Regions from separate parts of the Homo sapiens genome. Here all the other regions are linked to region 3. Evidence: chromatin loops called from intact Hi-C (ENCODE). Cell type or tissue: mammary epithelial cell. All regions are shown on one strand. Each heading gives the region's core, and the rest is flanking DNA. Links, peaks and the distances in the headings are about the cores only.

What was found. Peaks named below come from ENCODE experiments on the same cell type or tissue, not always from the same donor. Only the 100,000 strongest peaks of a DNase experiment are listed, where the experiment ranks them.
Region 1: it touches region 3 in a loop (5-fold over the local background); 43 of 110 quality-filtered maps call a loop at or near these places.
Region 2: it touches region 3 in a loop (10-fold over the local background); 4 of 110 quality-filtered maps call a loop at or near these places.

What each region holds. Positions count from the first base shown.
Region 1 is chr4:10,576,239-10,586,584 of GRCh38, reverse strand. It overlaps CLNK (cytokine dependent hematopoietic cell linker), which reads left to right. Exons shown (of 19, transcript NM_052964.4): 4 at 1,630-1,658. Among named protein-coding and RNA genes, the nearest start is that of CLNK, 100 kb to the left of the region's middle. RefSeq lists an enhancer at 8,142-8,191. In mammary epithelial cell, for the core only: a CTCF peak has its summit at 4,319 (motif pointing left); a DNase peak (open chromatin) is centred at 2,294.
Region 2 is chr4:11,647,169-11,657,514 of GRCh38, reverse strand. The region is part of intron 2 of LOC107986178 (a long non-coding RNA gene); the gene reads right to left. Among named protein-coding and RNA genes, the nearest start is that of LINC02360, 120 kb to the left of the region's middle. RefSeq lists an enhancer at 6,133-7,332. In mammary epithelial cell, for the core only: no CTCF peak of the experiment used is centred there; no DNase peak of the experiment used is centred there.
Region 3 is chr4:11,718,246-11,728,113 of GRCh38, reverse strand. All of the region lies in intron 2 of LOC107986178 (a long non-coding RNA gene), which reads right to left. Among named protein-coding and RNA genes, the nearest start is that of LINC02360, 46 kb to the left of the region's middle. In mammary epithelial cell, for the core only: a CTCF peak has its summit at 7,612; no DNase peak of the experiment used is centred there; H3K27ac peaks cover 386 bases.

The DNA.
Region 1 (10,346 bases), core at 2,248-7,247, 1.1 Mb after region 3:
TCCCAGCACTGTGGGAGGCCGAGGTGGGTGGATCATGAGGTCAAGAGATCGAGACCATCCTGGCCAACATGGTGAAACCCCGTCTCTACTAAAAATACAAAAATTAGCCAGGCGTGGTGGCACGTGCCTGTAATCCCAGTTACTCAGGAGGCTGAGGCAGGAGAATTGCTTGAACCTGGGAGGAGAGATCGTACCACTGCACTCCAGCCTGGTGACAGAGACTCTGTCTCAAAAAAAAAAAAAAAAAAGAAAAAAAAAGAAAGATTCAGAGATGAGGTTTAAAATGATAAATACACACAGCAGCAGCATTTTACATAGTTAGGACTAGCAAAAACCTAAATGCCCCTTCAAAATATCATGTAGATCAGGGGTCCCCAACACCCAGGCCACGAACCAGTACTGGTCTGTGGTGTGTTAGGAACTGGGCACAGCAGGAGGTGGGCAGTGGACAAGCAAGCATTATCGCCTAAGCTTTGTCTCCTGTCGGAGCAGCAGCAGCATTAGATTCTCATAGGAGCACAAACCCTACCGTGAACCGTGCATGAGAGTGATCTAGGTTCACGCTCTTTGTGAGACTCCTACCAACGCATGATGATCTGAGGTAGAACAATTTCTTCCCTTCATCCCGAAACCATCCCCCACCCCCATCTGTGGAAATACCAGGAAACTGGTCCCTGATGCCAAAATGGTTGAGGACCACTGAGGTAGATAATCAATACTTTGTTTTTGAATAACATTTGAAGATATAGAATATATTTGTAACATCAAAATCCTACACGTTATTTGATATTATTATTTTTTCAAGAGATCTTGCTATGTTGCCCAGGTTGGACGTGAACTCCTGGGCTCAAGTGATCATCCCACCCCAGCCACCTGAGGAGTTGGGACTACAGGTGTGTGCCACCATGCTGGGCTCTTTTATATTTATACTGATAAAAGAAAAACTTCAGCTGAATGAAATTTAAAGGAGCTTAATTGGCCAATGAATGGTTTGAGAATCAGGTGGCCTTCCCAGCCAGAGGAGGCTGAGACTCCGGTGCAGCCACGTGGTGAAAGAAGGTTTATGGACAGAAAAAGGAAAGTGATATATAGAAAATGGAAGTGAGGTACAGAAACAGCTGGATTGGTTACAGCTCGGCGTTTGCCTGATTTGAACACAGTTCGAACAGTTGGCTACATTTGATTGGCCAAAACTCGGTGATTGCCACAACTATAGGCTACCATCTGTTTATAGTTCATGATGTATAGAGAAACCTTTAGGCAGAACTTAAAATATGTAAGGAGGCAGCTTTAGGCTAAGCTTGATTTAACACTACCTATATGTGTTTAAATGTATGCATACATCTTCAGGTACGTATACAGCTATTTACATGAGAATAACCAACATATAACCTGTGGTGTCAATTTTTATTTTCTTCTACATGCTATTTTCCAGAAAATAGAAATATGTACAATATTTCTATATATAATAGAATAATATGTGACTTCAGGTCTACAATAGTACATACATAAAGCAGCTTCAGAGGCTGACTTGTACAATGACGTTTGATGACTGCCTGTTCCTATGTGGCGGGGGGTCGGTGGAGGTGGAGCAATGGACATTTAACTTGGTTCTCTTTTCTGCCCTAGGTCATGGCCTCGCATCAATAGTGCCACAGGTGAGTCGGGGCTCTCTGTCACCTAAGTGGTGGGAATGTCAGCATGGGTCTGTTGGGCTGTTATTTCCATTCTTTTTTGTTTTTATTTCAATAAAACTATGGCCTATTTGAAATGACATTAGCTAGTAATGCCATTCCTTCCAGTTGCCCCAGGGTACAGCCTGATCTGTGACTGTCCAAAGCTTTGGAGGCTGGGTGGCTGGATGGGAATCCTGGCTCTCTACTTAGCTGTGCAGCTTTGCATGAAGCACAGATCTTTCTGAGCCTGAGTTCCTTCATCTGTGCAATGGGTATAAGTCTACCTCAGTGCCAGTCTTATGGTGACTCACTAGTATTCACTCAACTAAATTCCATATAATTGGTTACCCCCAAAACATGAGTGGAAAGAATGAATGGTTCAAAAGCCACCTTTGATGCCTCTCCTGTATCTCTCTTCATAGCCTATTTTCTGGTACTACGCACTTAACAGGAGCCCATTAAAGTTTGAGAAAAAGCATGTAGTATTCACTGGGGAGGGTTATTATTTCAGGGAAAGTCCCACAGAACTTCCCTAGAAAGCTGGTGTCTAGATAGAATGACTGGAATGAGGCAGAAAAATGGAGACATTGTCCAGAGGAAACACCAAAGAAGCGATGGAGTCATAAGGAGTTATGTAATCAGCAAAGGCATTTGAAAGTTTCACTATAGAGCATGTGGGAGTACAAAACCAGCACTCAGCATGTCCCACCCAGCAGCTGGGAGAACTGGGCAAAAGCAAAAGTGAAAGTGGGAAATACGAGTTCACACAGGGAGAGAGCACCCAGCCTTAATCCCTCTACAGAAAAAGTTTTCATTCAACTTCCCAGTCAGGCCTAAACAAGATTGTCTTCTCTCAAGGTAGATGATACCAAATTGTGTTGGGGTCTTTAGTATCAAATGCACCTCTCCACCTACCTGCACCTCTCACCCCTCCCATCCTGCACTGGCATCCTGGAGGGAAGAGAATATTCTAAGGGGGTGGTACCTGGGAATGAAGTGGCTTGTCTGATGTGCTTGGTGACCGGTGAATCATAAAGCACACAGGTAAAATACAGCAGCCAGCTCCAACTACCTGTATCCTCTTCCTCCCATCTTGCTCCCCACCTTGGTTAAGGCACAGAGAAATGGGCAGATGGGCACTCCGTTTCCTTGACAGCAATCTAGAGACACCAGCAGGAAAAAGAAAACAAATCGAAACCCCACAAAAGTCCATTGATATAAAGTCGCCCAGGCCTGCTCATACACACTCGAACCTACACCTTACCGGAAAGAAACACTTAGCAGCAAATTATGACATTCCCAGTCTGTTCAAAATAACAGCCCAGACCAGGCACGGTGACTCACACCTGTAGTCCCAGCACTTTGGGAGGCCAAAGCAGGCGGATCACAAGGTCAGGAGTTTGAGACAAGCCTGGCCAATATGGTGAAACACTATCTCTACTAAAAATACTAAAATTATCTGGGCATGATGGTGGGCACCTGTAGTCCCAGCTACTTGGGAGGCTGAGGCAGGACAGTCACTTGAACCCGGGAGATGGAGGTTGCAGGGAGCCCAGATCACCCCACTGCACTCCAGCCTGGGCGCTGTGGACGACAGAGCAAGACTCCGTCTCAAAAAAGAAAAAAAAAGAGAGAGAGAGAAAGAAATAACAGCCCAGCAGACCTATGCATACTTATGAATCAGCCTAGGCATACTTATGAACCACTACAAATGTCTACCAAAGAATAGCAGACCTGATCTAATTAAGATATGCATGAGGATTTACAAAAAAGACTGTGCGTGACGGTGGCTTGATAACATTCCCAGATCCTTCAAGTTGTTTCTGATTTTTGACGATGGGATCATTTGAAAACAGGAGAGGGCGTTCATGCGAGAAAATACTAGGAAGCCATTAAAATGATGATGTTGAAGCACATTCATTGCCATGGATATGTTGATAGCATGTGATTTTGTGAAAAAGCAGGTAAAAAATAGGGTACAAGGAGTGATTGTATATTTATAAGCTATATATCTATGATGTGAGGTGTGTGTGATTGTGTGTGTGTCTGTGTATGTGTATGAGTGACTTGACTATAATCAAATATTTGTATATTTGGATTATTTGTGGTAACAGTATAGTAATTTTTATTTCCTTCTTTTTTGCATATCTGTGTCTTATAACTTTCTACAGTAGCATATGATTTTGTATACTAAAAACAATCTATCGAAAAATATTCTTTAGAAAACCATTCCAAGCCTGGAGAAGACAGACACATGTTCCAACTGGGACAGTCTGTCAAGGTCAATACCTTCTCGGAGGCTGATACACAGAGAACAGTGCAATGCTTTCCATAAAATAAACTCATGAGTTTTTCTCCTTCCCCTAAATAAAGAATGAAACTGGAAAAGATGGCCCTATTTAGAAAGTGGGTCCTTCTGTCTTAAGCCTCCACGTATAATAAAAACATTGATGAAGATAGATATTAGCTGATTTGATTTAAAAGACAAGAAATTTCATCTTGTCAGGGAAAATACTACTTTTAAGTTTTTCTAAGGAAAGCAGTCTTCAAGGTTGATTTTTCCTACTTGTAAAAGAAAAATTAATAAGGATTTTAGGACAAGAGGGAGACAGGCAGGTATAGAATATGTGAGCATCCAATGCCTCCTGCTGGCTGTTTCCAGATGCTGCAATGCCTGTATTAATTTAGCAGAGGCTGGATCCTCCTGGTTCTCTCCCCAGGGTGTTGGGAATATTCGTGAACAGAAACAAATAAAAAAATTGATAGTTGAATCTCTGGGACAAGCCAGGATTTCAGATCATCCCAAGATTGGTAAACTCAAGGATTAACATTGTCTTCAAAATTCAATTACAATAGTTAAAAATCACAACAGTTGAAAATGAATATTTTCTAGCCCATGTTAGGGTTTACGCTCTTTGGCAGGCATATGGTAAGGCCAGGGAATCCCTACTTTTAACAAGATAATTCCAATTCAAGTAGTTCTGGGCCATTCTTTAGACTTGCTGACCAAGGGTTAAAAAGAGAGAGAGAGAAGAAAACTATCCAGACTGTTCCCACCAAGAAGCTGTTCTCTATTCTCTAGATAACAAATGTCTCTATTATTTCATTTGCATTTCTAAGGGCAATCAAGGAATGAGGTGGGAGGCAGCTGCCTTCCCTATCACCATTCACCCACTCACCCATCCATTCATTCAACCAATTTGTGGTAGCTCCATATAACCAGCTTTAGGCACAGATTTAAAAAAAAAAAAAATTAAAGGTCCTGGGGACTCGGGTAGTCTGAGATTGTATTACTATATTTTACATATGAGGAAATTAAGAACTAGAGAACAGAAGTAAACTTCCAAGGGCCACCTACTTAGAACATTATGCCTGTTCTTCAACCCCCTGTTAAGTGTTTCCTGTGTAGCTGTTTCTGTGAGTTTGGACTATCTGTGGCTTCGAATTATTAGCTCATAATCTTCAGATCAAAGAACTGTTGTCCAGTGAATAAACTGAAATACCCAGAGAGCTAGATGACTGAGTCTCTCTCTCTCCTCTCTCTTTATATGTGTGTGTGTGTGTATGTATATGTATATGAATATACACATATATATACATACACAGTCATGTGTCACATACTAATGGGGACGTATTCTGAAAAATACATCGTTAGGTGATTTCAACATTGTGTGTACGTCATAGAATGTACTTACACAAACCTAGATTGTGTAACCTACTACTTACCTAGGCCATATAGCATGGTCTATTGCACCTAGGTTACAAACAAAACATCCTGTACAGGATGTTGCTGTGCTGAATATTGTAGGCAGTTGTAACACAATGGTAAGAATTTGTGTATCTAAACATAGAAAAGGTACAGTAGAAATACAACATAAAAGATAAAAGGGGTACACCTGTGTAGGACACTTACCATAAAGGGAGCTTGCGGACTGGAAATTTCTCTGAATGAGTTAACGAATGAGTGGTGAGTGAATGCGAAGGCTTGATCATCACCGTAAACCCACGTCAACATTAGAATCTCTACACTTAGGCTACATCGAACTGATAAAACTATATTTTTTCTTCAATAATAAATTAACCTTAGGTTACCATAACTTTTACAATTATAAATGTTTAAAGTTTTCTGACTTTTTTACTCTTTCCTAATAAGACTTATCTTAAGCACAAACGCATTGTACCATTTTACAAAAATATTTCCCTTCCTCACGTCCTTATTCCAGAAGAATTTTTTCTATTTTTAATTTTTTAATTTTTATTTTATTTTTTTTTACTTTTTAAATGTTTTTGCCAAAAACTAAGACACAAATGCACACATTAGCCTAGAGCTGCTGAGCATCAGGATCATCAATATCACTGCCTTCCGCCTCCACATCTTGTCCTACTAGAAGGTCTTCAGGGGCAATGATACGTATGGAGCTGTCATCTACTAGGATAACAATGACTTCTTCTGGAATCCCTCCGAAAGGGCCTGCCTGAGACTGTTTTACAGTTAACTTTTTCTAATCAGTAGCGGGATGCTTTAAAATAACAATAAAAAGTATGATATAGTAAACACTCAAACCAGTGTTATAGTTATTTTATCATTAAGAAGTATTATGTACTGTACATAATTGTATGTGCTAGACTTTCATATGACTGGCAGCACAGTGAGCTTGTTTACACCAATGTCACCGTCAGAAGCACATGAGTCATGCATTGTGCTATGATGTTATAATGGCTACAACATCATTAGGTAATGATATGGATCCGATCAGTGGAGGAACACCAGGGTCCTTAGTCTTGTGCCGAACTGGATAAAACAACATGGACACATGTGGGGTGGTTTTAAGCAGTAGAGAGTTTAATAGGCAAGAAAGAAGGAAGGAAGAAGAAAACAGCTCCCCCATACAGAGATGGAGGGGGATTTGAACAAAGACAAAACCCCTGTGTGGCAGAAAAGTGGTTGCTTATAGGAGGAGGCTGGAGGAGGTGGTGCCTGATTTGCATAGGGTTTAGGGGATTGGTTTGACCAGGCATGTCATTCATGTAGCCCGTGAATAAAACTGGCCCTCCTACCCTAGCCTTTTAATATGCAAATGCAAGGCACCATGGTGTTCTACACAGGTGGGGATATGTGGGGGTGGCCATGTTGCCAGGCACATGTGGGGACAAGGGCAAGAAGAACAGGGTGGGAATCACCAAGTTTGGGTGGACCCAGTTTCTAATGGCTGGCATTTCCATATCAAAGTTTGCTAGCTGGCTCTAAGAGCCCAGGCTTTCCTGTTAGACAAGAAGCATTTCTGGAGCTGCTTTAAAAGAAACAAAAACTTTCCAAGGACCCCTTTTCCTCTCCATTTGCCTAAAATAATTTATTAATAACTCCTATAACAGTAATAGGAATTTTTCTGCTCCATTATATTCTTATGAGACCACGGTCATATATGTGATCCATCATTGACCAAAATATGGTTATATGGCATGTAAATGTATATATGTATATATTTTTTTCTATCTCTATCTCTCTCTCTCTCATTCCCCTCTTCCTTCCTCTTTTCTTCTTCTTCCCAATTATAAGCCATATAGTCAAAAACTCATTTACTCTCATAATACTTTACTCAGAGATGGTGAAAAGGAATGCAAGAAAGTAGATTTCTCCCTTTCCCCACAGATATAGATCGATGCCAAACTGAAGATGTTCTGAAGTTTGGAACCTGCCAGGGGAAAGGGTGTGGACTACCCTATTTCTCATTACACTGGGGTAAAATCAGCTTGACGCCCTCTTTCCCCAAATACTGTATGGTTCCTAAAAGACAAAAACTGTGAAAAGCAGCACAGTATAGAGGAAAGAAAGTGCATGGGGCTGTCAATCCAGACCCCAGAGTTTGATCCCTGGTTCTCTTACACCACAACCAAGTCTTAGGACCTGTGGATGAGGAAAAAGGAAAGACATTCACATACATGGAGTCACCAGTTTGTGCCTGGCACTTTATAAACTTATCTAATTTAGCTACACAGTGCTGATCTTATTATTCTCACTGTATAGATAAGGTAAACTGGCTGGGCATGGTGGCGCACACCTGTAATGCCAGCAGTTTGGGAGGCTGAGGCAGGTGGATTACTTGAAGTTAGCAGTTCAAGACCAGCCTGGCCAACATGGTAAAATCCCATCTTTACTAAAAATACAAAAATTAGCCAGATGTGGTGGTGCTGCTCAGGAGGCTGAGAGGCAGGAGAATCACTTGAACTCAGGAGGCAGAGGTTGCAGTGAACCAAGATTGTGCCACTGCACTCCAGCCTGGGTGACAGAGCAAAACTCCATCTCAAAAAAAAAAAAAAAAAAAAAAAAAGATAAGGTAAGCCAAGTCCAAGAGAAGTCAGAAAGTTTGGAAAGACATCAGCAAAGTAGAACTCAAACCCATAACAGTGCATGTGTTGGTGTTATGTGCCAAATGATTTTGGCCTCAGGATTTTTTTAAATCTTATGATAAGGGGACACCCAGATGATGGTGTCCACCGAATCTCTGTGCCTCACAGCTGAAGGGGATCCCAGCTTGAAGAACCCTTGTGAAGAATCAGCAGGTGGATATCAACAGAGTTGAATGCTGAAAAAGCCACACATTTTGCTTAAAAATGAGCACTAAAAACAGAACAAGTTCTCAATATAGATCTGAAAGCAGTGCTAACGACCTGGGTTGAGTGAGAAGGATTTGGCTGTGACGTTAAACTCGAAAAGAAAAACACACAACACAGCATCTTGTTACTGGGCACTGAGCCAAGAAGTTATCCTCTGGTAATTATGAGTTGATTTCCCACCTAAATTCCATGGACCAAAACTTCTCAACAGCCATTTGGGGGTAGGTAGTATTATTCCCATTCTACAAGTTAACCCTAGTTAACTGAGGCTTGTAAGTAACTGGGTTTGCCTGAGGTCACATGGCTCAAGAGTGACAGGGCCAGGATTTAAACCTAAAACTTCTCGACTCAGCTCCCATGAAATACATGTTGCCTTCCTCGTGCCTTTGATCAGCTGCTCTGCTATGTTACTGCCAAACACTAACCTCCATAAGGAGATAAAACATCAAAGGCTGCAAGACATTTAAAAAAATGGGGCTTAAACACGATAGACGTTTATTTTTTTTTTTTCTTATGTAAGTCAAGTCCCAAGGTAAGCAGTCCAAGGCTCTTTGGCAGCTCTGCTCCTGAAAGTCCTCAGAGACCCTGTTCTTCCCGCCTTCTTGCTCCCTCCCTTGTACTGGCCTTAATCTTACAGCCTGAAATCGTGATGTCTGTACTCCAGGCAACAGGATGGAGAAAGAAAACAAAAAGGAGAAATAAAAAGTGCGTAACAACTTCAGGGAGTATCCTGGAAATTCTGACTTGATTTTCTACCTAGATTCCATTGACCAAAGCTTGGACTTATGGCCATGCATAGCTACAAGGAAGACATGTAGCTCCGACCATGTGCCCAGCTAAACAGCAAGCGGTTCTGGTACCTGAGAAGACAGAGAAAATAGGTATGGGGAGACACACAACTGTCTCTGCCACAGAGTAGTTAGTGACAGGTGGCTAGGACTCACAGACCCCTCAATTTTCAACACATATTCTTAAGTCCAGCTGGCAACCTGCAGATTTGGAGCCAGCCCTGATCTTTGCCACACCTCTCCTCCCCTTCTCCACTCCCCTGAGTCTTCTCTTGAAACTGAAATGAAACCGGAAGCTGGTTTTGCTTGGGGAACCTGTCTGGCTTGAGAATGTCTAAGCAACCTGCTAACTGACTTGCTTTCCTAGGGAAATAGAGAGTGCTAAACCTCTGCAGGCTTCCTATTTTTATTTCTCTTCTCATGCAAGATGAGCATATTCTCACCATGGGACCCACTGGGAATTCTTCCAGTTCAGGATTTCCTTTGAATGTGAATATCCCATGGCAACAGCATTTGAAGGTCCACCAGCTACCCTGTCCCTGCAAAGCCACTAAATGGGGGCATAGATGAAGGCACCGGCCCTGCACCTCCAGAGATTTGAGCTCCCAGAAGTGTTTCCAAATGAAAATAATCTGAGAGTCTCTATTTACCTAATGGCCTGTCTTCCTTTGGAAGGGAATTGGAGCTTCTAACTTAGCGGTTCTAAAACTTCAAGGTGAATAAATGTCACCAGAGGAGCTGGAGGAAAAAAGCAGACTGATTCAATTGGTTTGCTCTGGGGCTCAGGTTTTGCCTTATTTCCTTTTTTCAGCTCCCAAGGTGAGTTTGATGCAAATGGTCAGGGGACCTCAGTTGGACAGGTATTGGCCAAGCACCTCTGTCATCCTTGGCTGGACCTCTGCAGACACGAGAAGAGCTGTTCAAGGGACAGCCACAGGGCTGGAGTAATTGCCTTCTGCCTATCAGGAGGCTCTCCTGGGCTTTACACTGCGTATATCCATCTTCACTTCCCTCCTAAAAGTAACTTTCAAAGGGACATTGTTTCTTGCAAAAAGATGTTTCCTTGAGGGAAACACAGAAGTCAGTTGTTCTCTGGAGCTGTCTGGTGTCTGTGGGTGATGGATGACCCTCCACACATCCATGCAACACGACCATAACTCTCCTGGGATGCAGATATGAAATCTATTGAGCAACTCCCTTTCTCTTTTTAGAAAATGGCCCTAGGAAGCCAATCTGTCTTTCAGGTCCAGGAAGACGTGAAGACCTG
Region 2 (10,346 bases), core at 3,202-8,201, 69 kb after region 3:
CTTTACAGCCCTAGACCCTAAAAGGTCAAAAGGCCGTCTATTCTCAATATACATTTTATTACCCAATCCACTCCTGACATTAAATAAAACTCCAAAAATTAAATTCCAGCCCTCAAACCCCACAACAGGACTTAATTAACCTCACCTTCAAGGTGTACAATAATAGAGTACAGGCAGCCAAGTAGCAATGTATTTCTGAGTTGCAATTCCTTGCCTCCACTGTGAGACAAACCCCAGCCACATCTCCAGCACACAAGAACTCCAAATGCCCGAACCGCAGCTGCCAGGGGTTCCTCCAGAACCTCCTCCCCCAGGAGCTTGCTACATGTGCCGGAAATCTGGCCACTGGTCCAAGGAATGCCCACAGCCTGGGATTCCTCCTAAGCCACGTCCCGTCGGTGCGGGACCCCACTGAAAATCGGACTGTTCAACTCACCTGGCAGCCACTCTCAGAGCCCCTGGAACTCTGGCCCGAGGCTCTCTGACTGACTCCTTCCCAGATCTTCTCAGCTTAGTGGCTGAAGACTGACGCTGCCTGATTGCCTCAGAAGCCCCCTAGACCATCATGGACGCCGAGCTTCGGGTAACTCTCATAGTGGAGGGTAAGTCCATCCACTCCTTAATCAATACGGAGGCTACCCACTCCACATTACCTTCTTTTCAAGGGCCTGTTTCCCTTGCCTCCATAACTGTTGTAGGTATTGACGGCCAGGCTTCTAAACCTCTTAAAACTCCCCAACTCTGGTGCCAACTTAGTCAATACTCTTTTAAGCACTCCTTTTTAATTATCCCCACCTGCCCAGTTCCCTTATTAGGCTGAGACACTTTAACTAAATCATCTGCTTCCCTGACTATTCCTGGGCTACAGCCACACCTTATTGCTGCCTTTTCCCCCAGTTCAAAGCCTCCTTCACATCCTCCCCTTGTATCTCCCCACCTAAGACACCTCTACTCCCTCCTTAGCGACCGATCATGCACCCCTTACCATCTCATTAAAACCTAATCACCCTTACCCCTCTCAATGCCAATATCCCATCCCACAGCACGCTTTAAAAGGATTAAAGCCTGTTATCACTCGCCTGCTACAGCATGGCCTTTTAAGGCCTATAAACTCTCCTTACAATTCCCCCTTTTTACTTGTCCTAGAACCAGACAAGCCTTACAGGTTAGTTCAGGATCTGCGCCCTATCAACCAAATTGTTTTGCCTATCCACCCTGTGGTGCCAAATCCATATACTCTCCTATCCTCAATACCTCCCTCCATAACCCATTATTCTGTTCTGGATCTCAAACGTGCTTTCTTTACTATTCCTTTGCACCCTTCATCCCAGCCTCTCTGCTTTCACTTGGACTGACCCTGACACCCATCAGGCTCAGCAAATAACCTGGGCTGTACTGCACCAAGTCTTCACAGACAGCCCCCATTACTTCAGTCAAGCCCAAATTTCTTCCTCATCTGTTACCTATCTCAGCATAATTCTTCATAAAAACACATGTGCTCTCCCTGCCGATAGTGTCCGACTGATCTCTCAAACCCCAACCCCTTCTACAAAACAACAACTCCTTTCCTTCCTAGGCATGCTTGGATACTTTCGCCTTTGGATACCTGGTTTTGCCATCCTAACAAAACCATTATATAAACTCACAAAAGGAAACCTAGCTGACCCCATAGATCCTAAATCCTTTCCCCACTCCTCTTTCCATTCCTTGAAGACAGCTTTAGAGACTGCCCCCACCCCAGCTCTCCCTGACTCATCCCAACCCTTTTCATTACACACAGCTGAAGTGCAGGGCTGTGCAGTCGGAATTCTCACACAAGGACCAGGATCATGTCCTGTAGCCTTTTTGTCCAAACAACTTGACCTTACTGTTTTAGGCTGGCCATCATGCCTCCGTGCAGTGGCTGCTGCTGCCCTAATACTTTTAGAGGCCCTTAAAATCACAAACTATGCTCAACTCACTCTCTACAGCTCTCATAATTTCCAAAATCTATTTTCTTCCTCACACCTGACGCATATACTTTCTGCTCCCTGCTCCTTCAGCTGTACTTACTATTTGTTGAGTCTCCCACAATTACCATTGTTCCTGGCCTGGACTTCAATCCGGCCTCCCACATTATTCCAGGTACCACACCTGACCCTCATGACTGCATCTCTCTGATCAAACTGACATTCACCCCATGTCCCCATATTTCCTTTTTTCCTGTTCCTCACCCTGATCACACTTAGTTTATTGATGGAAGTTCCATCAGGCCTAATCACCACACACCATCAAAGGCAGGCTATGCTATAGTACAAGCCACTAGCCTGCCTCTTAAAACCTCTCATTTCCTTTCCATCATGGAAATCTATCCTCAAGGAAATAACTTCTCAGTGTTCCATCTGCTATTCTACTGCTTCTCAGGGATTATTCGGTCCCCCTCCCTTCCCTACACATCAAACTCGAGGATTTGCCCCCACCCAGGACTGGCAAATTAGCTTTACTCAACATGCCCCGAGTCAGATAACTAAAATACCTCTTAGTCTAAGTAGACACTTTCACTGGATAGGTAGAGGCCTTTCCTACAGGGTCTGAGGAGGCTACCGCAGTCATTTCTTCCCTTCTGTCAGACATAATTCCTCAGTTTAGCCTTTCCACATCTATACCGTCTGATAACAGACCAGCCTTTATTAGTCTAATCAGCCAAGCAGTTTTTCAGTCTCTTAGTATTCAGTGAAACCTTTATATCCCTTACGGTCCTCAGTCTGCAGGAAAGGTAGAACAGATTAATGGTCTTTTAAAAACACACCTCACCAAGCTCAGCCACCAACTTAAAAAGGACTGGACAATACTTTTACCACTTTCGCTTCTCAGAATTCAGGCCTGTCCTCAGAATGCTACAGGGTACAGCCCATATGAGCTCCTGTATAGACACTCCTTTTTATTAGGCCCCAGTCTTATTCCAGACACCAGACCAACTTGGACTGTGTCCCAAAAAACTTGTCATCCCTACTATCTTCTGTCTAGTGATACTCCTATTCACCGTTCTCAACTACTCATACATGCCCTGCTCTTGTTTACACTGCCAGTTTACAGTTTCTCCAAGCCATCACAGCTGATATCTCCTGGTGCTATCCCCAAACTGCCGCTCTTAACTCTTGAAGTAAATAAATAATCTTTGCTGGCAGGACTACGCTGAACCTCCTTAGGCACTCTCTAATAAGATGTCCTGGGTCCTCCCAATTCTTAGACATTTAATTCCTGTTTTTCTCCTTCTCTTATTCCGTTTAGTTTTTCAATTCATACAAAACCATATCCAGGCCATCACCAATAATTCTACACAACAAATGTTTCTTCTAACAACCCCACAATATCACCCCTTACCACAAAATCTTCCTTCAGCTTAATCTCTCCCACTCTAGGTTCCCATGCCGCCCCTAATCCCGCTGGAAGCAGCCCTGAGAAACATCGCCCATTATCTCTCCATACCATCCCCCAAAATTTTCTCTGTCCCAACACTTTACCACTATTTCATTTTATTTTTCTTATTAATATAAGAAGACAGGAATGTCAGGCCTCTGAGGCCGAGTTAAGCCATCATATCCCCTGTGACCTGCATGTACACATCCTGATGGCCTGTTCCTGCCTTAACTGATGACATTCCACCGCAAAAGAAATGAAAATGGCCGTTCCTGCCTTAACTGATGACATTATCTTGTGAAATTCCTTCTCCTGGCTCATCCTGGCTCAAAAGCTCCCCTACTGAGCACCTTATGACCCCCACTCCTGCCTGCCAGAGAACAACCCCGCTTTTTCCTTTACCTACCCAAATCCTATAAAACGGCCCCACCCCTGTCTCCCTTAGCTGACTCTTTTCAGACTCAGCCCGCCTGCACCCAGGTGAAATTAATAGCCTTGTTGCTCACACAAAGCCTGTTTGGTGGTCTCTTCACAGGGACGTGCATGAAAAATTGTATGGGGTCAGGTCCATTAAATCATCTTTGTTCATCATTCTGTTACTAAGTTTTCAAACATAAAGCAAAGCTGAAAGAACTGTACCAAAAACATCCATATATCCATAAATGGAAAAATCTATCATTTGCATGTTACTATACTTGCTTTATGACATGTCTGTCCATCTGTTCATCACTCCATTCATCAATCCACATTTTTTTAATGTACTTTCTAGTAACTTGCAGACATTGGCACACTTTCCCCTACATATCTGAAGTTGGTTTTAAATTCAAAATGAACTTTAAAACTGCAAGGATCATCATTATTAAAACTATACTTCTTCTTATAATAACTTCCTCTGTAACATTGAGCAGTCCCCTGTCATAACTGCCTGTTTCTGGTTGTGATAGTATTTGTCTACTCTGCTGTATTGCTGGGCTACACTTCCTAAGAGTTGAGGAAAGATAAAAGCTGAAGTTCATATGGCTCACTTTTTTTATTTGCCCAGGTGCTATTTCTCTTTGGAAGACATATCTGCTCTGTGGTCTCAGCACCACCTAATTCAGTCTAGTTCATCCTTACTCCAGTTACTTTTTGTGTATCTGATCATTTTCCAAAATATAGCAATGATAATGTGTGCTCCATGTAGGGAATTTACTAGAACATTCCTACAAAGGGCAGAGTAGGAAGGAAAAAGAACTAAGCATTTGCCATGTATAGTGTCAGTTGCTTTACATTTCATTCTACAATATGCAGGTAAATAATACATTTCTATATTCTTATATATAATCAAACATGTGCAATATATTTCACCTATAATCAAATTGGTTATAGATTTTTCATCGCTTCAAACACAATATGCTTTCTTGCCTTTTTAAAGTGGTTTTTAGTTTCTCCTCAATTGACAAGTGTCCACATGACCTCTCACCTCTTCCCTTTGCAACTACTTCACCCTCCTCTAGGACAACCAGTGTCTTATACATGTTCCACCAATACCTGCTCCAGACCAGTGACAGTGTAATTCTATATGGAGAATTACACGTACCTATGCCAGGCCAGTGACAAACAATACTTATTGATTGTTTGTTTATGTGTTGTAATACATATGTAACTATATACATTTATATATTGTATAAGTACACCATATACATGTATATACAGTATATATGTGTATATATAGTATAATACTATTTATATATTGTATACAAATATACAATATATAAAGTACTTTATATAGTACTTATTACTTATACAATATATAAATAGTATTGTACTATATAGAACAATTTATTTATATAAAAATAAATTTATATATAATTTTTTATAATTGTGTGAGTATATACAATATATTCATAGTATTATACTTATTGTATAAATACAATAGTATTTAGTATTGTACCATAGTATTATACTATTGTATAAGTACAATATACAATATATACATAGTATTTTACTTATTGTATAAGTACAATAGTATTATACAATGTTATACTATTGTATAAGTACAATATACAATATATACATAATATTGTACTTATTGTATAAGTACAATATACAATATATACATAATATTGTACTTATTGTATAAGTACAATATACAATATATACATAATATTGTACTTATTGTATAAGTACAATATACAATATATACATAATATTGTACTTATTGTATAAGTACAATAGTATACAATAATACCATTGTATTGTACTTATATATTATACTATATATAAATTTATATATTGTATAATATAATGTATATATTGTATTTGTATCATATGTATTTATAGATTTTATTTGTATCATAAAACATTAATATAGAATGTGTACATATGTCTATATTTCAATATGTATGAATATATATCTATATTTCATATGTATGAAGATACATGTATAACTATGATATATAGATAAATACATCTATTTACCTTTCATTCATATATAAATATAATTGTATTTCATCAGTGAATCCAGAGGTTAGTTTTATTTCAGTGAAACGTTTCAAAAAAAGAAAAAAGAGAGACTCGCCAAATCTTAAAGACATCTGACTAGAATAGACCAATGCCTCTAGGTTCATTGAGAAAATTGAAGCTACTTCCATCAGAGGGGTGAGGAAGCCAGTGGATCTTAAGGAGGCAATGTTGTGACGTGAGCTCTTACTGTAGTTACTGAGAAAAGGTAATCATTGCCACCGTCATCCACACACCACATAATCTTATCATCTGACTAAGGAAAAGAAAGTAAATATCACCTCCAAACAGGCATATTTTAGCCTCCGTGGAGGTGCTAAAGAATCAAGTGAACAGTCACGAATTCGAGAGAAGTGCTCTGATTCACACATTGACATCTGGCTTGGCTCCATGCAGTCTTCACAAAATGTGCAGCAAACTCCCCAGAAGCTTTCTGAGTGTTGGCAGTGGCACCGGGAAGGAAGCACGAAGCAAAATATTAACATTTCGCACAGCAAGCAGGTCACACCATGTGAGTTTCAGGAACAAAGTGCCTCTATTTCCCCAGAGCTTACTCAGATGACATGGCCTCCTGCTCAGCTCATTACCAATGCTCTGATGACCTCTCTCGGAAGAATGTATTGACGGTGTTGGCACTGAAAAGATGCTCAAAAGATCAAAACAATAAAATCATGTGAAAGCAGCCTCGGCAGACATGAAACACTTCTGTTCAGTGATGCCTGAACCGGGGGCGGCTCAAAGAGGTGTTTCCCACGGAGAGTTCTAAGTGAATGTCGCCTTTTGCTGTGAGTGCCACGGCATCGGAGACAGATAAGAAGTTGGCGAAACATATGCCAGATCTCAGGGATGGTTATATCTTCCAAAGGAAGATTGGAGCTGCGGAAAAACTCAGAGGCTTCCTCTCCGGGATCTTAGCACAGTCTCAGTGAGCGTCACATTTTTCTGCTATCCAAGTCATAGGTACCTTTTCTAATGAGAAAATTTACAAACGATATAAAATTACTTGGCCTCCTTTGAAATCACTGACCCCCATGACAAATTTGTTTTCTTTCCCTACGGTGGTTAACCAATCAGAAATTAAGCACCAGAAGGGGCACTTGTTGGACAAATGCAGACCCCTAGACTTTTTTTTTTTAATACCTGACGTATGTCTCTTGGTTTGCATGCAGTATCTCTCAATGCTATTCTAGACCCAGGCAAGTTAAATGTAATTGTTATATGTAACAAACCTGCACATTGTGCACATGTACCCTAAAACTTAAAGTATAATAATAATAAAATTAAAAATATATATATTCTGTTGTCCCCCTTTTATAGGCTATAAGGCTGAAGCTTAACAAGGTAAATCATCTTGTTTCAGTCACAACATATTAAGGGACTTCATGGCAGCTGTAGCATTAAAAACCGGAGCTGTCAAATGCTAAAGCTTGGACTTTTTTCTATGTTGCATGCATTTGGTTGCAAAAAAAGTATTAATCATGATTTTTTATGTTCTAAAAACATGAGTTACATAGGAGACATGTTTTACAGCAGTTTTCTCAAACTTTAACATGAGGAATCTTATTAAATGCAGACTCTGATTCACGAAGTCTGGGGTGGGGCCTGGAATTCTGCATTTCTAGCAAGTGCCCTAGTAACACTAGATATTGCTGATGTGGCGACCAGATTGGAGCAAGAAAGTTTGGAGCATGTAATCTCAACAAATAAGACTCTAAGCCCTTGTAGATACAGTGCTTGAGAGTATTTGCACTAAATAACAAAAGTGGCGAGTTCTGCTGAGTATCAGTATGCTTTTTTTTTTTTTTTTTTTTTTGGTCATCACTAATGACCGTGTCTAAATTCATTTTCACAGAAGGCACATTAATTCCACTTTATTCAACCCATCAACAGAAATTCAGTGGCTATCTATGAAAATGTTCATACCTAACATTTGTCAGGTGCTTTACACTTTAAGTGTCTTTTTATGGGTGATCTTACTCAATTTTCACCAAAAGGAAAGGAAACTAAGTAAGCATTGTCAGTGATTTGATTTTAATGTGATAATTTTAAGATTTGGAGAAATTAAGTAACATATAGCTGACATGTGACACAGATTGTATTAGAATATACATTTTTCTTACTCCCAATATTATACCAAAGCATGATTTATGAGACATTGAGGGAAGGTGTATTCATTTGCTGGGGCTGTCACAAAGTACCGCACACCTGGTGGCTTTGATAAAATGTATTGTCTCACAATTCTGAAGGCTAGACATCCAAGATGGAGATGTTGGTAGGGTTGGCTTCTTCTGAGGCTGTGAAGGAGAAATTGTTCCATCCCTCTCTCTTAGCGGCTGCTTGCTGGTGGTTTCCTGGCAATCTTTGTTTTTTGGCTTGCAGACGCATCGCCCCAATCTCTGCCTTCATGTTCACATGGCACCCGTGGGTGTCAGATATGGTTTGGCTGTGTCCTCACCCAAATCTCATCTCGAATTCTAGCTTCCATAATTCCCACATGTTGTGGGAAGGACCCAGTGGGAGATAATTGAATCATGGGGGTGGTTCCCCCACACTCTTCCCATGGTAGTAAGTCTCACAAGATCTTACAATTTTATAAGTGGTTTCCCCTTTCGCTTGGCTCTCAAGTAAGATGTCCCTTTGCTCTTCTTTCCTCTTCTGCCATGATTATGAGGCCTCCCCAGCCATGTGGAACTGTGAGTCAATTAAACTGCTTTCCTTTATAAATTATCCCGCCTCAGGCATGTCTTTATTAGCAGCATGAGAACAGACTAATACAGTGTCTGTGTCCACGTTTTCCTTTTTTATATAAGAACTCCAGTCATGTTGGATTGGGCTCGCCCTACTGCAGCACAACCTCATCTTAACTCATTACATCTGCAACAAACTTATTTCCAAACAAAATAAGATCATATAAGGTGCTGAGGGCTAGGACTCCAAATAAGAATTTTGGGGGTAATACAATTCATACCATAATTTATAACACAATTCATAACATAATAGGTGTTGCCTGGCCCCTGTCTAGGAATTGCTTATGATCTACTTGAGCCAACAATGGGGCATCAAGGCAAATCATGACCCATAAAGGGCAGTAAGGACACTTTCCCAGTGAGTCTTGAAGAGTCCTGAGAAGGAGAGAGCTAGTATTCCCCTGAGAAGTGCAGGGCAGCTTTGATGAACAAGTTGGCAAGCCAAGTTACCCTTGGAGTAGGAGTAAAATTTAGAAGGAGTACTGAAGAGCATCCAAGCTGACAAGAAAAGCGTTTTGCCAAAGAGAAGAAGAAAAGCGACCCTCAACCCTGTTATAGACATTTTTTTTCAAACCCCAAAACAGGAAATTAAGATTAGAATCAAATAACACTGATTTTATATTTATTTCTGGAGACAAAAATAAAACAACTTTGAAATCTAGCCTCGGTTTGTAAAATTAAAATACTAACTCCAATACCGTAGGGTTGTCTTTCACCCTTTTTTTACAAAACAACACAGAAGCAATAGATGTCCAAGCGTGTATCTAACTTCTAAATATATGTCTGGGGTATGCTGATAAAAATTAAAAAAAAAAAAAAACTAGATGTGAAGCAAGAATGAAGAGTTACTATTATTGCATTCTAGAATCTAGGCGACTTGATTTTTATACTTGGAAGTTATAGCTAGTTTTTTGTTAGATTAAAATAAACCCACTTTTTGTTTACAGGCTTGTGGATTTCAGAGGTCAAGTCATCATATTAATTGACAGAAGATTTTGAGGCTCTGGCAAGGGATTGTATTTGAATTCCTCTAGACAGTCTCAGAATTTGCAGTTGTGTGTGTGAAAATAACTCTCAGTGAGGAGAATGACATCTTTGGGGAGTTGTCTCTGAAAGGATGTAGTCACCAAAATTCACAAAGAAAGAACTATTCACACCCTGACCAGGGACTGTCTCACAAGATAAATAGCCATGTCCTGATTCAGGCAGAAATGCATTTTGACAAGGTCAAAGACTCTCTCCTTATTCCTGAGGCCCCTGTTCCCTGGGACCCCTGAGGTTCCTTGTCTGAGTGGAAGAGCTTAGGGACTGGTGGAGAGAGAGAACTCATTAATTCTGTCAGTAGCAAGTCTTCCCCTCTTAGCTTTTATAGACTGTCTTAAGTAAAAGATGAGCTGTTCTCTATGTTCTTATTCTACTCACAGAGTGATTTAAAAGCAGGCTTTTCTATTTTCAGCTCATACCATCCTTTTCATCTGATATTCACAGGCCCCATAAATCTACCTTTTCCTTACTTCTTCCAATGTCTAATCAATGTCTCCCCTGCAAAGAGCCACACCTATAATCAAATTGGTTATATATTTCTCATCACGTCAAACACAACACGTCAAACACAAAAGGCTTTCTTGGCTTTTCAAGGTTGTTTTTAATTTCCCCTTCCTTGACAGCTGTCCATGTGACCTCTCACCCCTTCCTTTT
Region 3 (9,868 bases), core at 4,571-9,570:
CCTCTCCCCAGTCAGAAGAGAACATTTGCAACATCTCGGAAAGCCTGGACTCTCTGCCACATCCCAAGGCAGTCTGGCTTCAAACTCCCACCCAGGGGCAACTGCTACTCTGATTTCTATCTCCATAAATTAAGCTTTGCCTATAATAGAATTTCAAATAAATGAAATCTTACAATACGTACTGTTTTGGTCAGAATGTATTAGCTCAACATCACGTTTTTAAGATTCACCCATGTCATTTCATTCATACAAATATTGATATTCCTGAATGGTATTTCATTTTATAAATATATCATCCTTTATTTATTCATTGTCTTGTTAATAGATATTTGAATTATTTTTAGTTTTATTTTTATATTATGAATAAAGCTGCTCTGAACATTCTCATAAAAGTCTTATTGTGGTATTTGTTTTGGTTTCTCTTGTTTAAATAACTAGTAGTGGAATAGTTTGATCACTGAATATTTACCTTTGTAAGAAACTACCAGAGTACTGCAAAATGCTTATAATGTTTTACATTCTCAAAAAAAAAAACAAAACAGTTTTTATAGCTCCACATTCTCATCAGCATTTTGGTGTAGTGGCTTTAGCTATTCCTGTGGATTTGTATGATATCATAATTTGATTTGAATTTGTATTTCCCTTTTGACTAATAATGCTGAGCACATTAAAAAATGTAATGTGCTTATTGGCTTTAGGTATCATTCCCCTTTTTTTAAATTGCAGGAGTTCTTTTTTTCTGGAAAAAGTCCTTTCTCAGATATCTGTGCTAATGATACATTTTAATTTTATAAAGATTCATTTGATGAACTGTGGAATTTAATTTTTATAAAGTTCAATTCATCACTTTTTAATGTTTTATGGAACTGTGATTTCAAAAAAGTCTTTTTCTACTTTGTCTCGATCACAAAGATGTCTTTCCTGTTTTCCTCTAGAAACCATAATTTTAACCTTAAAATTAATGCATCAGATCCATTCAAATTTACTCTTGCACCTAGGATGAACCAACGGTTGAGAATAGTTTTTCCCTAGGGCTATCAATTTGATTCTACATAACTTATTTAAAATGTTAATTTTCTTCATTGAATTGGTTTGTTGCCTTTTGTTGAGAATTAACTTGATAATTATAGGTATATTTGTAGAAACTATAATCTGTTACGTTAATCTATTATTTGTTTATCTTTATGCAAAATTCGCACTCCCTTGATCACTGAAGCTTTATATTAAATTCAATTTTTTTCCTTTTTAAAACAGTTTTGGCAATTATAACTTTTGAAATTAATACATGACTTTTACAATGAACATATGACTTTCAAATCACTGTGGCAAAACTCTACTGTAATTTTATGAGTGTTGTACAAAATCTATTTATCATTCTGAAAAGAACCAACCCAGGAACAATATTCAATCTTCAAAACTGTGAATATGGTATATTTCTGCATTTATTTGAGTTTTTAAATTTATTTCAGCAATGCTTTATACTTTTTATTAAGTTCTTATAAATCTATCCCTTAGCTTATTCCTAACCTTTATCATCTTTATGTTATTGCAAAAACTACACATACTATTTGTTTGCTTGTTTGTTTTCTTATTGTACTGGACAGGTGCTCCAACACAATGGGGAAAGCAATATCCCTCTTAATGGATGGATATTATTTTCCTGTTTTTTATTTTGGTTTCACTATTAAATAAGATCTTAGCTGAAGATTATTTATACATGTCTTTATCAGGCTGAGGAAGTCCTCATTTATTCTAAGTTTGCTGAGAATTTGTATTAAATAATATTTCTGCATTTATTGAAATGACTAAATACATTATTTTCTTAATCTGTTAATATGGTAATGTATATTGATTCACTTTGCAATGTTAAACCAACCTTGCATGCCTTGAATAAATGTGACTTGATTACAGTCTATTATCAGATATGATTTGTTAATATTTATTTTGTTAAGAATTTTTGCATCTGCTCCTGAGAGAGATCCGTCTCGAGATTTCCTTCATTGTAATACCTGTCTGGTTTTGCTGTCACAGTAATGATAGTACAAAAAATGAATTGGAAAGTGCTTCCTTCTCTATCTTCTTAAAAACAGATATGCAGTACTTTAAATATTTGCCTGAATATATCAAGGAAGCTATGTATGCCTAGAGTTTCCTTGACTAAAATATATTTAACTAGAAACTAGCTTTCTTTAATAGGCACACAGCTTTTTCTATTTTGTCTTGAGACAGTTTTGAGAATATGACTTTAGGGAATTTTTCTATTTAATTTAAGTTGAAGAGTTTATTGGCACAAAAGATTTCATAATTATCTTTTCAGATTCTTGTAATATTGTTAGAATTCTTGGAGATGTTTTCTCCTTCATTCCTGATATTGATAATTTGCGTTTTCTCTCTTTCTTTTCTTGATCATTTAATCTAGAGGTGTATTAATCTTATTGGTCCTTTCAATGGATGACGTTTTGTTTTTGTTGACTATTTGCTATTCTTGTATATGTGTTTTTATTTTTATCCTTATTATTTCCTTCCTTTTATTTAATATCAATTTACCTTTCTTTTCCTAGTTTCTTAATGTTTAAACTTACATTATTAATCTTAAACCTTTCTTCTTTTTTAATCAAGTCATTTGAAGTTATAGATTTTTCTCCAAGCAATACTTCAGCTTAATTCCACAAATTTTATCTAAATATTATAGTCATTTTATACTATTGGAAATTATATGTAATTATTATTTTATCTTGCATTATTTAGTATTTAATATTGATTTAATTATAAATAATACTATTACAGATTATTGCTTTTTTCCAACTTATTACTAAATATTTTGGGTATTTTTTAGAAATATTTAATTGGCTTCTAATGCAATTTTATTATAGTCACTATGTTTGCTTTAATTTTAAAGATTATTGTAACATTTTATTTTCCAATATAAGGGCTATCGTGATGAATGTTTCTGACATTTAAAAACAACATGCATTCTGAGATCTCTGTTGCCAAGACCTAAACTAGTTCCATTTATTTGTCCCATTTTTCATGCCACTGTTGTTTGTACAAGCAAAGAATAATTCCAAAATCCATTATCCATCATAACCAAAATGGAAGTGCCTTTTGTTTGTCTTGAAATTTAATACTAAACCACAGACATTTCCATGACTAACAAGTAGCTCATAATCTTTGGGCTCTTATTCCAGAAAAAGATGTACTTTACATCCTGAAATATTTGTTATATGAGTGGATATGGAAAAAACAACAGCCAATACAGATTATGGACTAACTCTAGAGGAAAGGGCTCTGATGGAATATGGGTTAGAGCTGCAGGCCACTTTCCATGCAGTCACTATTGCCAGGTTGTCAGTCTGAAAAAAATAAAAAAAATAAAAAATAAATAAAATCTCTTGCGAGAGACATTTAGCATCTCAGAAATAAAGCGGAAAATTCTGAAAAGAGAGAGAACATTCCCTGGTGAGTTAGATGCAAAGGTTAAGGAGAAGAGAAACTAGAGAATGCATAAGATCAATAATATCAAAATAACCAAACAAGATTTAGTTATATTCTGTTAGTAATTCTTATAGTATGCTCTAATGGCAATTTGTGTTGTAATCGCTAGAGTTGCTTATTAAAAATGGGCATCTGAAGTCCCCACCTGTGCCTTTTAATAACAAAGAACACTATCATTTGCTATTTGTCTTGAGGCATACCAAATGCTTCCCATGGATTATCTCATTTAATTTTTATAGCCACATTATAGGATAGTTCTCATTAAAAATCACCACTACAAAAAGAACCTGAGGATTAGATAAGAACTTTGTCTTCTCCAAGTTCGTAGAAGCAAGAAGTAGTGGAGTAGGTGAATCTCATGCACACTAAAGTTTAGGACAATTAGTTTAGGGGTTTAATGCGATGAAAATGACCCCAAGATGATAAAGGGATAATGAATACAGTGTGTGGGATAGAACTACACAGAAGCTGCAGTCAGTGACAATATTACGATTGTGTCTATTTGTACCTGATCTGCTCTTCTTTGTTCATTCTTGGAAATAAATCAAGGGGGAAAGGTGTCTGGAAGCCAAGGTCAATACCCACCCAGGAAAAGGACTTGGCCATATAGCTTGTCAGAGTTTTAAATCAGGTGATTGGGACATGGAAGACTTCCGTCCTAGCAGGGGAACAGAGTCCCTACTGTAAAGCTGAGGAAGAAGCTGCACGTGGATAAACTTTGGTGGACAGGTAGCATAGTGATATACTAGAATAGGCCCAGGAGGAGCATCTACCGGGAAAGTGTCATGCAAAACAATTCCAGACCCCACCTGCCAGTGGCATGAATAATAGTAATGTTTTCCTTGCTGTGGTCAGGTTTGTCACTGTGTCCGGAGTTGGTTCCTTCCAGTGGGTTCTTGGTCTCACTGACTTCAAGAATGAAGCCGCGGACCCAGCGGCAACCCGCTTGGGTCCCCTTCCACGCTGTGGAAGCTTTGTTCTTCTGCTCTTCACAATAAATCTCGCTGCTGCTCACTCTTTGGGTCCGTCCCACCCTTAAGAGATTTAAAACTCACTGCGAAGGTCCTCGGCTTCATTCTTGAAGTCAGAGAGACCAAGAACCCACCGGAAGGAACCAACTCCAGACACATCATGACCACTGAAGAGGAATGAATATACAGGTGAAAGGATCTCAGGGAAGCAGCTAAGGAGGCTGTCAGAAAGATTTTTTCCCCCTTGGCTTACCACAAAGAACTATTTGTTAGGGAGACCATGCATTATTTGGGTTAAGTACATGCGTATACGAGTCAAATATGTATGAGTTAAAAATATGAGTTTGCATTTACGAACTCCATAATCCAGGACATTTTTTTACCCTTTCTGAACCTTCAATGTTTGTCTATAAAATGAAAATACTTTTCAGAGCATTTTGAATAATTAAATTAAGTCATATCTAAAACACTGACAGTCAATAAATGCTCCCCCCACTTGCACTGTTTTAGAGAAATGGTGCTTACAAATGTGTACTGTGGTATCACTGGCCAAAGGAAGATGTCCAGGTAGTACATGGGTCTCTGCCCAGAAAATTCAGGAAGTACCAACTAAATGCAAGAACAGTCAGGACTCAGAGATCAGAACAAGCAGTGCATCTGGAATCCCTATTTCAGGCAAAGTTTCAACCTAAAAACAACTGTCACTTGTCTTTGAGATATCCGACTTGGATACTAAGTGCCAAGAACAAGAAACATGATTGATATTAAAGAAAAAAAACCACCACATAACAGCTGATTCAAGGAATCTTTTTATCAGTGCAGAAGCAAGTGAGCCTGGCATGGAAGGAAAGGCTGGCTGAGATTAGGGTTCCTTAGCTACTTGTTCCTGAGACAGAACTTCTCAAATAAGTTTAAAACTGTATTGATTATCCATTGTTCTGTAATAGATTTTGCCAAAATTTACCAGCATGTGGCAACAAACATCTATTATCCCACATCATTTTGTGGGTCATGAATCCGGGAGTGGCTTACCTAGGTGGTTCTGGCTCAGGGTCTCTCCTGAGGTTACATCAAACTCTTGGCTGGGGCTGCAGTCTTTTGAATGGCTGATGGGACTCAGCTTCTCCCAGCTGTTGGCTGAAGGCCTCCGTTTCTCACCCTATGTATCTCTTCATAGTCTGTCTAAGTAGTTTTTTGACATGACAACTAGAGCAATAGAGAGATTCCGGGTGATGTCATACTACTTTTATGACCTAGTTTCTATTTTACGCATGTGATTTCTGTTTAATTCTATTGACTGAAGTTAGTCACCAAGTCCAGCTCACATGAGATGGGACAGGTTTGCACAAAGGTATTAAATCAGGGGACGGGGCCATTTGGCACCTTTTTTAAGACTGGCACCACAGGAATTGTGGTGCTACATTTAGGGTCTGTTTTTTCTTGGTGGTGTTGGGGGGGTAGTTACAAGAAATGGGGCTACAGGAAGGCGCAGATACTGACGGTAGAAAGAGCTCTAATTGTGTGTAGGTTCTGACTATTTAGCTTTCGTATATCAATGCCTATTCTCATCATCTGTGCATAAGTATTTCAACCTCTGAATTATAGTTTAAGAGAAATTCCTTTTGTAATTTCATGTAAATTGTATGTTTTATGTTTTTTAAAAGGAAACATGTTCATTGTTTAAAAAATAGAAAGGAAATAAAAGTCCTCTGCAATCACCCCACCCAGAGATAATCACTATTAATATGTGGATGAACACTTTAGACATTTCTAAACCATGTAAACACATACAACTATATATTATGTAATTGTACATAAATTTACAATAATATTGCACCTGCTTGTCAGCAATAGCTTTTTTCACTTGATGGTATGCTATGAGCTCTTTTCCATGTCAATAAATATAACTGCATGCTATCATTTTTAGTGGCTGCAATATGTTGCATTGTATGGATGCTCTATAATCACTCCTCCAATCACTTGTTATTTGACATTAAAGTTGTTTCATATGTGTATTTTTATAGAAATAAAATGCGTGGCTGTAGGAATGCCCAGCTTAACCCAAACCCAAATTATGATGCATTCGTTATCATTGCTTTCTGTCCTTTTCCATACCTTTTTATAATATAGTGGAACTGTCAATGTTTCTCAGTTATTTGTGAAAGATTTTAAATGTTTTTAAGGATTTCAAGAGGCCAGAAAATGCAAAGAAATGTGTAATACAAGAGGGTTTTCCTGCTTTCTGGGTAGTATTAACTTTATTAATTTGATAAGATCCAGAGCTTATACTCTCTCCATTCTCTCATCTTCATAACATGTTGAAGATACAAAGAGACATTTAACGATCATTGGTGAAATTAGCTCCACAGACAAAACCTTAGTTTAAAAATGCACTGAGTACCAAGCACTTGACCCCTGGCTGTACCTCAATTGCTCCATGCTTAATCGTTTCTCCCCATGAAAGTATATAAAAAGTACCCTTGGATCACATAACTAGGGTGACCATATCATTCATCACCCAAATGGGACACTTTAGAGAGTAAAATCAGAATTTTTAATAATTATATGGGACAATTGGCATAACCAAAACTGTCCCAGGCAAGCTGGGACATATGATCAATCCAAATAGATCAGTTAAGGAAACTGAGGCATAGACTGCTTATGTGAACTATCAGAATTCAAGGTAGCAAATTATACATTGCCTGTTCCAGATCCTTTCCCTTATCATTGATTTCTGGGTCCCTGAACATTTTTGCAAGTTTGTTCTCTGCAGGGGCCACTTCTTCCTATTAGGTGGGATCTCATGGATATAATTTTGTCTTTATTGGAAATGCTTACTTTATTGGAAATTACTTTCTTTATTGGAAATACATATATATATATATATATGCATGATATATGCACACACACATATCCAAAATATTGGATATATTATATAAATATAATATAATATATTTGTATGATATATATAATATATATGTATGGATTTTTATACATATGAATACATCTATATTTTATATGTGGATATGCAATATTATGGATGTATTTCTCTTTCCCCAGATGTAATAAACAACTATTAAATACTGGATGTCTTCTGCATTTTCATGGAATTGAGAAAAGTGCAGAGGGGTAGTTCATAGGTCCACCACTAGAGAGAGTGCTGGCCAAGAGTTTGTGTCTATAGCCTGAAAGTTCCGTGCTTTATGAAAAAGGCACAAGAGTGGAATTTGTTCCCTTATGTCTCCAAGAGAATGAGAAACTTTTGTACACAGCAATAAAATCTTTCTCCCTACTTCTATGTCAAACTTTGTTTGGTTTGTTTTTTTCAGTTCTTGACTGAATTCTGATATCTATCAGTAACTTTTGCTGCTCCATCTGTGTCTTTTTTTCCCCCAGAACCCTCTACTGTTTCCTCCTTTTATTCAGGAGGGTCTCCCATTCTTCACAGGCCTCCAATCCAGTTTGGAGAGTATTTGAGAGGTTTTGTGGCTGCATTGTCTTAGAAAAGGAGCCCACATTGAGCACCCTTTGCCTCCACTCTTAAGCTGATCTGGCACAGCGCCATCTTGAAACCGGACAAACTACTAAAGCGTATCCTGCTCTGGGGACCAGGGGCCACTGACTGTTTTCAGCTTTGAGTGCCTGCTGTCATTCCATCACATTTCCGTGAATGTCTGGAACACCATGCTCTTGGCTGCCTACAGCTTGGATCTGACAGAATTATTGAGATCCTAGCATCTAAATCTATACAATACCTCCACAACCTTTCCACAGAAAACTGGTGGATCTGCATAGAAGGGAAGCTGTTGAACAGTCAACCATGCCACCGCACTTGCCCTGATTTTCTGGAAAGACTACCACACAACTAGCCAGCCTGCTTGTGTATACATAGCTCGACAGTCAGTCCAGTGGTAACCCAGCTCCACAAAGAGAGCTCACCAGATGGCCTGTTGGCTCTCCATGCCCACTTACACTGGGCTAGAAATCCAACCTGGTGCCCTCATCCCCAGCAAAAACATGTCACCACTATCACGAACTTCTGTAGCTTAAGTCATTGAGGCAATCCCAGACACCACCAATGAGGATCACAATAGAAGAAATTGTATGGAGACCACACTACTGAGTCCAACTGAAACCAAAGCCAATGCACCATACCCAAAGAACCCACAGGACCCACATATGATGTACTCCATAAAATTAGAAAAAAACAACCCTTCCACTAGATGCATAGATATCAACATAGAGACACAGGAAACATGGAAAAAGAAGGAAAAATAGCATCTCCAATGGAGCACAATAAGTCTCCAGTAACAGAACTCAAAGAAAAAGATATTTACAAAGTGCCTGAAAAACAATTCTAAAATAATGATCTTCAGAAAACTCAGTGAGATACAAGAGAACATAAACAAAATTTCAATGAAATTAGAAAACAGTTCATTATTTGAATGAGAAATGCAACAGAGATAAGTATTATATAAAAATAAACAAAAGTCTTGGAGCTGAATAATTCAAAAATAGAAATTTTAAAAATGCAATCGAGAACTTCAATAACAATCTAGATAAAACAAAAGAAAGAATTTTTAGAGTTAAAGACAAGTTTTTTGAAATAGCCCAGTCAGAAAGAAAAAAAATAACAATTTAAAAAGAATGAAAAAGACTATAAGACCTCTAGGACAACATTATGCAAACAAATATTCATGCTATAGAATTGTCAGAGGGAGATGAAAGGGAGAAAGGCATGAAAAACCAGTTTAATAAGATAATAGGTAAAGACTTTCTAAGTCTTGGGGAAATATGGGCATTCAGATCCAGGAAAAGTGAGGGTCTACAAAGACATAGCACTCAAAAAGTTACCCTTGAGGTCACATTATAATGAAACTGCCAAAAGTCAAAGACAAGATAAAGAGATAATTCCAAAAGCTAAAGAGAAAAGCATGAAATCATGTACAGGGGCTCAACAGAAACCTTATAGGCCAAGAGAGAGTAAAGTGATATATTAGAAGTGCCAAAAGAAAAAAAAACGCCAGCCAATAGTACTATATTCAGTAAAGATGTAATTGCTATCATGAACACACATGAAAGTATAATACCAATAGAAATAAATGCATAAATCAAACTCAGAAGTTTTCAGTGATATTATGGTGCTATGTAAATCTTTCAGGCCTCTAGTATGAAGATTTAAAGTCAAATGGTAAAAACAACAACATATAGGTTTACAATAGTCTATTATAACTACAAGACTCTACGTTAGCCACATGTTAAGCATAAAGAAAGAAATTACAGCCAATGTATGGATGAAGCAAAGAAAGGAAACAAAGCTGAGCATACAGAAAACCACCAAATTAGAGAGGCCAACAGCAAGAGAATAAGAGGAACAAAAATCTACAAGACAACCAGAAAAC